3 separate regions of the Mus musculus genome follow, and all the other regions are linked to region 1. The links are chromatin contacts, found by Hi-C or POLR2A ChIA-PET in ENCODE. All regions are on one chromosome and are shown on one strand. Each heading gives the region's core, a stretch centred on a gene start or an enhancer-like site at or near the end of the contact. The rest is flanking DNA. Distances are from core to core; before and after follow the strand shown. Region 1 overlaps Ttc7 (tetratricopeptide repeat domain 7). Region 2 holds the start of Mcfd2 (multiple coagulation factor deficiency 2). Region 3 holds the start of 4833418N02Rik (RIKEN cDNA 4833418N02 gene).

What was found. Hi-C counts contacts between places; a loop is a spot of excess contacts on that map. ChIA-PET counts read pairs that join two places held with the same protein, here RNA polymerase II (POLR2A).
Region 2: POLR2A ChIA-PET joins it to region 1 with 20 read pairs in Patski. The contact joins the promoter of Mcfd2 here to the enhancer-like site in region 1. A Hi-C loop is called at or near these places in 1 of 37 maps with a recorded cell type or tissue (Patski). POLR2A ChIA-PET finds 5 or more read pairs at or near these places in 1 of 5 experiments (Patski).
Region 3: POLR2A ChIA-PET joins it to region 1 with 100 read pairs in Patski. The contact joins the promoter of 4833418N02Rik here to the enhancer-like site in region 1. A Hi-C loop is called at or near these places in 2 of 37 maps with a recorded cell type or tissue (Patski and heart). POLR2A ChIA-PET finds 5 or more read pairs at or near these places in 3 of 5 experiments (Patski and embryonic stem cell).

The regions. Positions count from the first base shown.
Region 1 is chr17:87,315,264-87,317,894 of GRCm38, reverse strand. The region is part of intron 5 of Ttc7 (tetratricopeptide repeat domain 7); the gene reads right to left. Among named protein-coding and RNA genes, the nearest start is that of Gm52284, 9.6 kb to the right of the region's middle. Within about 2 kb of position 1,293, at least 1 of the 3 ENCODE cell types and tissues checked has a DNase peak (open chromatin) inside an H3K27ac peak, as active enhancers do.
Region 2 is chr17:87,264,651-87,267,281 of GRCm38, reverse strand. It overlaps Mcfd2 (multiple coagulation factor deficiency 2), which reads left to right and starts at 1,335. Exons shown (of 4, transcript NM_139295.3): 1 at 1,335-1,447.
Region 3 is chr17:87,281,488-87,284,118 of GRCm38, reverse strand. It overlaps 4833418N02Rik (RIKEN cDNA 4833418N02 gene), which reads left to right and starts at 1,305. Exons shown (of 5, transcript NR_015506.3): 1 at 1,305-1,945. Ttc7 (tetratricopeptide repeat domain 7) reads right to left here and starts at 1,233. Exons shown (of 20, transcript NM_028639.3): 1 at 709-1,233. The coding sequence starts at 895.

The DNA of each region.
Region 1 (2,631 bases), core at 44-2,543:
TTCAAACACAACCCTACATCCCAAAGGTCTGCTAGCTTTTTAAATAATTTTCAGATCTGTAAGAGATTTTGACATCTGAACAGGCTCCTGAGAACTCTTTTGCTAAGTAAATCATCGCCCTCAGGCATGTTTTGAGTAAATCCTAATTTATATCGACCGCTTTTAAAGAAACAATCCATACAAGAGGTTCCAGTGGCCAGGGCCACACAGGAGATTTGGAATCCTTGCCTGGGTTGCCTGGCTCTCCCGTGCTAAGAATACCCCTTGCCTCAGCTTGCCCCTCTAAGAAATGTCTAGGTGGGGGCATTCTCAAACGGCTCAGACAGCCACAGCCTGAGCAAACCTAGCCCAACCTGCAGCTGTCTGTGCCGGGTGGAGCTGGGGTTTTCCCTGGCCCTTTCTGGCTGCCCAGTGAGAAGCCAGCTTGAAAGATCTCTTTGTTCTGGTCTCTCCTGATGACCTTTGTGAGCCAAGCTGCCCACTTTTAACAGTATCCAAACAGAGCCTCAAACAAACCCTGGCCCAGAAACGGGCTGCATGAGGAGAAGCCAGGAAGCCGGTTATTGCAACTAAGGTCAGGTCCAACTGGCCAAGAGGCGGGTGGTGGGGGTGTTAGCAGCTCAGCTAGCATAGGACTCCAGGAGGAAGGTGGGACGTAGTAGGACAGCAGTCCCCCTACCCCCACAGCCAGCAGTGCAGCACATTTTCCAAAGCCCTTGACAGTTTTCAGCCTTCAAAATTTCTCATAAGGCTTCATTACCCCAGTTCAAGCAGAACTCCTGATACCCATAATGCTCTGAAGAAATGACTAGTGTGAGCTTGTGATAGTGGCTCACACCTCTAATCCCAGCACTCGGGAGGTAGGGACAAGCAGATCCGTGAGTTCAAGGCCAGCCTGGTCTACAGAGTGAATTCCAGGACAGCCAGGGCTACAGAAATCCTCTCTCTCTCTCTCTCTCTCTCTCTCTCTCTCTCTCTCTTTCTCTCTCTCTCTCTCAAAAAAGAAATTACTATTGTGGGAGAGGCTGCAGCTCCATGGTAGAGCACTTGCCAAGTGTGTAGGGGACCTGCAATTCCTCCTGACACCAGCAAATATACGTAACTAAATAAAATACTCGCACCCCAACCCCTTCTAATAGAAAACTTAAGCCTGGACAATGCCTGTCTTTCTGGGCATCACGTGCCCAAGGCCAATGGCCGACAGACACCCAGCACTTTCAGCTCTGAGTCCCTGGAGAAAGACAACGGCGGTCTTCTCACAAACTCTCACACTTCCCTCTACTGGCCATCTGTGCTCCAGGGCTCCTGGCACTCCGTTTGTTCGCTATGCCATTTACAAAGTGCCTTCTGCACGCTCAGTACCTGGTCAGCTGCACTGTTTGTCATTGGCAGTCATCATGAAGCAAACGAGAGAGGCTGAGGGACTGACTGACTATCGGACTGACTGACTATCGCACCCACGGCCACAGATAAGTAGTCTGCCTCCTGCTGTTCACCTCATTTCCTGGGAACTCGTCAAAAACAAGTGTTTTGCACACAGTAGGTGCTTAATGGTGAGAGTATGATTTGAAATAAAATGATATATTAGTAAGAATTGGTCGTCGAGAGGATACTACATACAACTCTAGTTAGACGTCTCCATTTGAGGGCTGGCACGTCCATGAGGGATCTCTGGTCAAGTACCCAGAATAGTGAGGCCACTGGAGGACAAGGTCGGGTGACGTTCAACCATTATCCAGATGCTCATTTTCACCACAGACCCAAATCACCGGCCTCAAAACCAAAACTTCCACCTTGACAGTCAAGCCGAGCATGAAAGACAGAGGATGTCAGGCAGCACTTCACGCCGTTGGGGAAGTGGGCACAAACAACAGATACAGGCCGTGCCCTCAGAGAGGTCCTCCTGTCCCCCACCCCCACCCCCAAAGCAGACACAGAAAACTGGGAGACAACACAAGCTTTGCTAGTGAGCCTTCCAGGTTGAACCCAGTGAGAACAACTTGTACCCCTCCCCCAGGCCTGCAGACACAAACACGCACGTGGCCGCTAAAAGCAAGACCACCGCTGATAACCTAAAGTGCACTTCGCCTTCAGAGTTTACTCCCGGCAGACAAGTTAGGGCAACTTGGGAGAATGGGGTTGATTTATTGATTGACTGATTCATTGATTACAGGGCTAAAGGAGCCACCTAGGCAGGGGCAGCAGCGAGGCGACCCCCTTGGAAAGCACCTGTTCTCTTGTTTGGGGTGCAGTGTGAAATACCTGTTGCCTTAGGGATTAAAGCAATGCATGATAAAATACACAGACCACCTGGCTCAAACGCACCTCGACCTAAGCAGAAAATGGGTTCTGCCAGCTCTAGGCAGAAAGAAGGGGAACAACCCAGAGAAGAAACCGTCCCCGTGCCTGTGATGGGTTTTGGGGCAGAGTTGTTCCTGTTCCTGTTTTTGGCAGGTGCCTGAGGGAGGGCTCTCAGGCCTGCTGTGGTCAGAGACAGGGCTGCCAGCTTCCCCAGCTCAGGTCGTGAGCCTTACCCTCCTCCCAGTCCTCTGCCTAACCCCTGGAGCTGCTCCCTGCAGGCCCAGGTTTCTTCCTGGGGCTCCTCTACAGGCAGGACTCTAGGTCCAGTTG
Region 2 (2,631 bases), core at 86-2,585, 51 kb after region 1:
AGCATTGTAGGAAAGAACCAGAGGGCAAGCATCTATGCAGGTAAGAATGATCCAGTAGAAAGAGAAAGATGACAAAAGCTAGCATCCACAGAGAAGGTGGAGTATCTGGCTTGGTGGCAAGTGCTTATTAGAAAAAAGTCTGAGCAGGGCAGTGGTGGCACACACCTTTAATCCCAGCACTTGGGAGACAGAAGCAGATGGATCTGAGTCTGCGGGCAGCCCGGTCTACAGAGCAAGTTCCAGAACAGCCAGGGCTACACTGAGAGATCCTGTCTCGAAAAATCAAAACACCAAATCAGCAACAAAACAAAAAGTCTAGGAGGTGTGAGGTGAAGAATGCTCCAGGCTACCCTCGGTCCAGTCTCTACTTACTGAGCTTCATAAACTGCCTGCATTTGTAGCTCCCAGGACAAAGGATCGTAGGTACAATGCAGTCAACTACAGGGTACCCAGAATGAACTGGACCAAATTAATCTAACCTTCAGAATGAGATGGAATGAGATGCAATATCTTAGGGACTCTTGAAAGAGGCTTTCTCTCCCTATGGATAATGTTGAAATCTTAATCTTGGAAAGTGGGACAAAGAGACAAAAACGGTGCTGTTGGGCAATTTTCAAGGCTACAAGGAAGAGGGGGTGGGGGTGGGCTTTGATATAATCTCTCTCCATCTTTGATGTAGGTGCATCTAAAAAAAATACGATTATGTATCTTCAAAGATACAAAGGAGAGAAGGAATTTTAAAATGTACAGTCCTAAGCTCATATATCTATCTGTATCTATACACATTCACTGAAAGACAATTTTGTTAATATCAAAGGGCAGGATCCTTTTTTTTTTTTTTTTTTTTAAATATATTGTCTTCTCTCAAAGAAAACAACAAAACCAGACGATTTCAGGAACTTTACTAGCTGGATCTTGAGGCTGCGGCTCAGGGAATGGAGCAAAAAGAAAATGGAAGCAGGTCAGTCTTGGAAACGCAGGATCCCCGAGAAGTACCGGCTGCCTCACTGGGACAGGAGTTAGGGGTTTTACTCTCTCAGTTTGTAGTGGAAGCAAGGATATCCGTCAAAGTATAGAGAAGGTGAGGCTGGCCAGCTTCGGAGTCCGCCTCCTCCGGATCCTGCAGCCCACAACCCACGGTGAGCCACGTTCCGGAGCCTCAGGTTTGCCTAGCAACCAGCTCGCCTCTTGGCCTCCCCAGGGCCCTAGCAGTAGGGTGTCGCCCTCGGGAGGCGGGTCTGGCCGCGCCAGCCACAGGGGACACGTGGATCCACTGGATCGGGTCGCACAGGGGGCGGGGCCGGCAGCGTTGGTGGGCGGGCGGGAGGCTGTGCGCGTGCGCGGCTGGGCGAGGGGCGGGACCGGCGTGCGGAGAAAAGCGTCCCAGGGACGGCAGCTGGCAAGGTTCACGTTGGAGTGCTTCGCGACTGCGTCGGGGATTATCGGGGTGAGCGAACCCACGGGCCGGAGGCCTGACCCTCGGGGCAGAGGTCGGTCGGCCTGGGGCTCGAGAATGGGAGGCCCGGGTGGCGGGGTGGAGGATGCGGACCTTCAGGGCGCAGCGGGACCTGTGGCCCACGGAGGCAGCCTGTCTTCCGAGAGGGTTTCGGGGGCCAGACGTGTCTGCCCGGCTGAGCACCGCGCTGTTGTTTGCGCTCACCCCATTGCTGGGAGTCTCAGTACTAGGCTGTAGGGCCAGCTGTGTGGGCTGGACACGGACCCTGGCTGGCCTGGAAGCACGCGGGTCTCAGGCGTTACTCCATCTGCCTCTGGCTCCCCCACCTTCCTCGGGGCAGACCCACAGGTCCTGTTGTCTCGACAGGGTTGGCTAGTTTGAGCCTAGGAGGTTAGGTAGACAAGGGATGCTCGTTTGTCTCGTTTTCCCTTTCTGGGACATGGCACCTCCATCCACACATATGCCCAAACCAGAGGCCTGGGCGTCACTCTTACCTACACTCATCAAATACATTGAACCTATTCAAAACTCTCACTTTTCCAGACACCTTGCCTTAGCAATCAGCTCTCTTTTCTGCTCCTTTAATATTGATTGACCCTCCTCAACGTGTCCAGTACAGGGGAGGTAGAGACACGCTCAGCCACCCTGCCCCATTCCCAGGTCCTTCTGTGGATTCTCATTGCCCTTCCAAGCTCTTCTTTCCTTCCTGCAATGCCTGTTGTGACTCACTCACTGTCTTTGTACTTTACTCAAGACCTGCCCCTCCTCATCTGAATATTCTGGATTGGACTTAAGTCATGTTTAGGTGTTCACTGCCATATGGAGGGGCGTGCTTTGCTTTGGGTTGAAATATTTCTTCTCATGCTTTCTGTGGATGGGGGTGTGTGTGATACCCCTGGAGTGCCTCTTTAGTGACCTGTGTTTTGCTGTCGAGAGGCGTCTGACTGTTCTCACAGCCTTCACAGCTCTGCTCTCCCTATGTAACTAGGCTCTTAGTTAAATGTTAGTTATAAGGGTAGCATGGCATTCCTTTGGAATCCCCCAGTGAACAAATGGACCAGACTATTAAACACCAGCCTATTCAGGACAAGTTTTCAACCTCAGCCCATGTGGGGGCTTTCTGTAACCCAGAAACTTGCTGGTTACTTGGACTTCAAGAGCATGGAGATGACTAC
Region 3 (2,631 bases), core at 56-2,555, 34 kb after region 1:
TAGTCGGACTTATTCTCTGCCCACTTCGGAAAAGGTGGGTGTGCACACGCGGCGGGCTCTGAACCTCTCCCACCGCAGAGAGCAAGACACCCGAAACAGGATCTGGGTCTGAAGACTGGGCGGGGTTCTCCCTCTACCCCATCAGGGTGCTTTCCCGCCCCAGCACAAGAGCCCAGCCCAACTAAACCAGCCCTGCTGCAAAAGCCACAGGCTGCCAGGACTGGATGGGGCCAGTGTCCGCCACTGGCGAAGAAACTGAGGTTCGCCGGCCTCTTCTCTGACCAAACGCATCGGTCTAAGTCTGCTGTGGACAGAGCTTGGTCTCAACTTTATTTGAGGGGAAAATAAGAGAAGACACAGAGGAACAAATTTAACATGAGGGAGTTTCGACAGTTTAGGGAGGCAACGGTCCGGTCTAATGAATGCACTTCTCTGATACCTACAGAAACCTCCATTTCAGGGTAGGGTTACCCACGTGACCTTAAAAGGCAGAGAGCACAAACTTTTCTCTTTCTCTCTCTTCTCTTCAAACACCCAATCTGCAAAGCGATTTTTCTCTTGGGACAGACGACTTTCCTAACTGCCTCGGCAAGCCGGAGGGTAGCACCCAGCGCCGGCTCCGGGACGGGTCGGTTGAGTCGCGCTTCCTGGACGAGGCGGTGCTTTTCGCGCGCTCGCTCCGGGCGAATCTGCCCTTCCCTCACTCACCGGTGTCCAGAGTGGTGAACCTGCCGCTCGGGCTGTTTCGCCGGTTGCTACTGCCGCCGCCGGAAATGCCCAGCATCTGCAGATGCCGGGCCAGCTCGAACATGCGGTCCCACTGGCCCTCGGCGCGGCAGCGCTCCACCTCGCTCTCCACCTTCAGGTGGGTGCCGTGCGCGCCCTTCGCAGCCATCTTCGAGCAGGAGCTGTCATGGGAGGTGCGGCGGAGGAGTGGAGACCAGGCCGGGGGCGGCGTCCAGGCTGGGGAGCACTCTCCAGCAGGCTTGACGGGAGTGCAGACGGCATCCGGGGCCCGGGTGGCAGAGGGGGCCCGGGTAACGGCAAGGGGCCCGCAGCAGCAGCAGCAGCAGCGGCGGCGGCAGCGCCCACCGCACCGCCTGGAGCCTCTGGACTGGGGCTGCGGCTGCGCGACCCCAAGGCGTCCAGAAGCAGCCTCCGCCGCTGCTGCAGCAGCTCCTGACGCTGCTGTCTCCTCCTGTGCAGCAGCTGCTGCCACAGCTCCCGCCCCGTGCCCGGGCGTCTCCAACAGCGGAACCTCCCCGGGCCGCGGCTCCACCCCAAAGTGGGCGTGGCTATCCCCCGCCGGGCTAGGCGAGCCGACCGCCAGCGAGGCCACAGAAGCCAAGCGCGCACACGGCGATCTCGGGCCGCCCTCCGCCGGCTCCCCGCCGCTGACTGGGTGCTCACTTTAATGCTGCGGGGAGCCCGGGAGCCCGGGGGCGCCTCGCTCCCCGTTCCCTCCCCATCCCGTCAGGACTCTTGGCCTGGGGTCCTCCGCCCGGACCGCCCGGCTTTGTGTGGTGGCCCCGTCACCGCCACAGCCTGAGGCACGTCACAAATCCGAGGAGCGGCCGACAGGACAGTCCTGGTCCCGGGCTCTTGGCGGATCCGGGTCGGATGCAACGCGCCCGCCCGCAGGGCTGCGGATAGACCGGCCGGGGCAAGTCCCTAAGCTCTTCGGATGTCCCCAACTCGGAGAGGGTTTATGTTTGTTTTAACTGCCGGACTCCTCTTTCCATCGGAATGCCTACTCTGGGTTCTAAAAGAGGATCTCAGCTGATTTTCCACTTGCTGCTACTTTATTTTGGTGTCTAAAGGCTGATCAGAACTCCAGGGAGCGCCCGACTCCGCTCTGCTCCGCTCTAAGGCCAGCGGTGCCCAGAAGTTCAAAGGACTCTGGGCGGGGCTTGGAGGGCGGAGCCAGGACTACCCTGGCTAGAAGGCAAGTATCGTGACCCCACCCTCGGTGAAACTGGAGCTGTCAATCCTGCCTGGGAATTGAGGATGTAGCTAAAACCACAGCCAACACTGAAAAAAAAATCCCCAGGGCCTGTACTTAAGTCACTTGTTGTGAGGTCCATTCCGAAAACGTTCGAGAATGATTTCAGGCAAGCTTTTCAGTAGTTCGAAACTGACCGCTTTCTACTTCTCCGGGAGGTCCTTCCACTCCCTGCCCCTTGCTGCCGGGAAATTTACAGCTTCAAGTTTCAGTACAGAACTAAGGTTTTCGGGTCTATCAGAGCACAGGCTCCTGACGCCCATTACCAGGGCCGGTCCCTATCAAAACTTCAGCTCCTCCGTGTGATCGAAATGAAGCCCCCTTCCTCCCTGGAAGGCAAGATTCCCTGCCCCTGTGTGCAGAACCTGAGGTTCTGCAGAACTAGGTTTCACGGAGGCGGTGGGGCAGGGGGATGGGGTGGGGAGAGGGTTGGGGAAGGCAGAAAGAGTGAAAGACTGACTTGGGTATCCTGAGAATGCGTTTTCAATTTACCTAGTCAGAGTGTTAGTGGGAGATACCCCTGGGGCCAGAGGGAACAGCAGGATTGACAGAAAGGGGAAGGGTAGACTGATAGAAACAAAGAAACCCCATCTTTTCTTCCCATTCTTTTGTCAACCACGGTTGCAAAT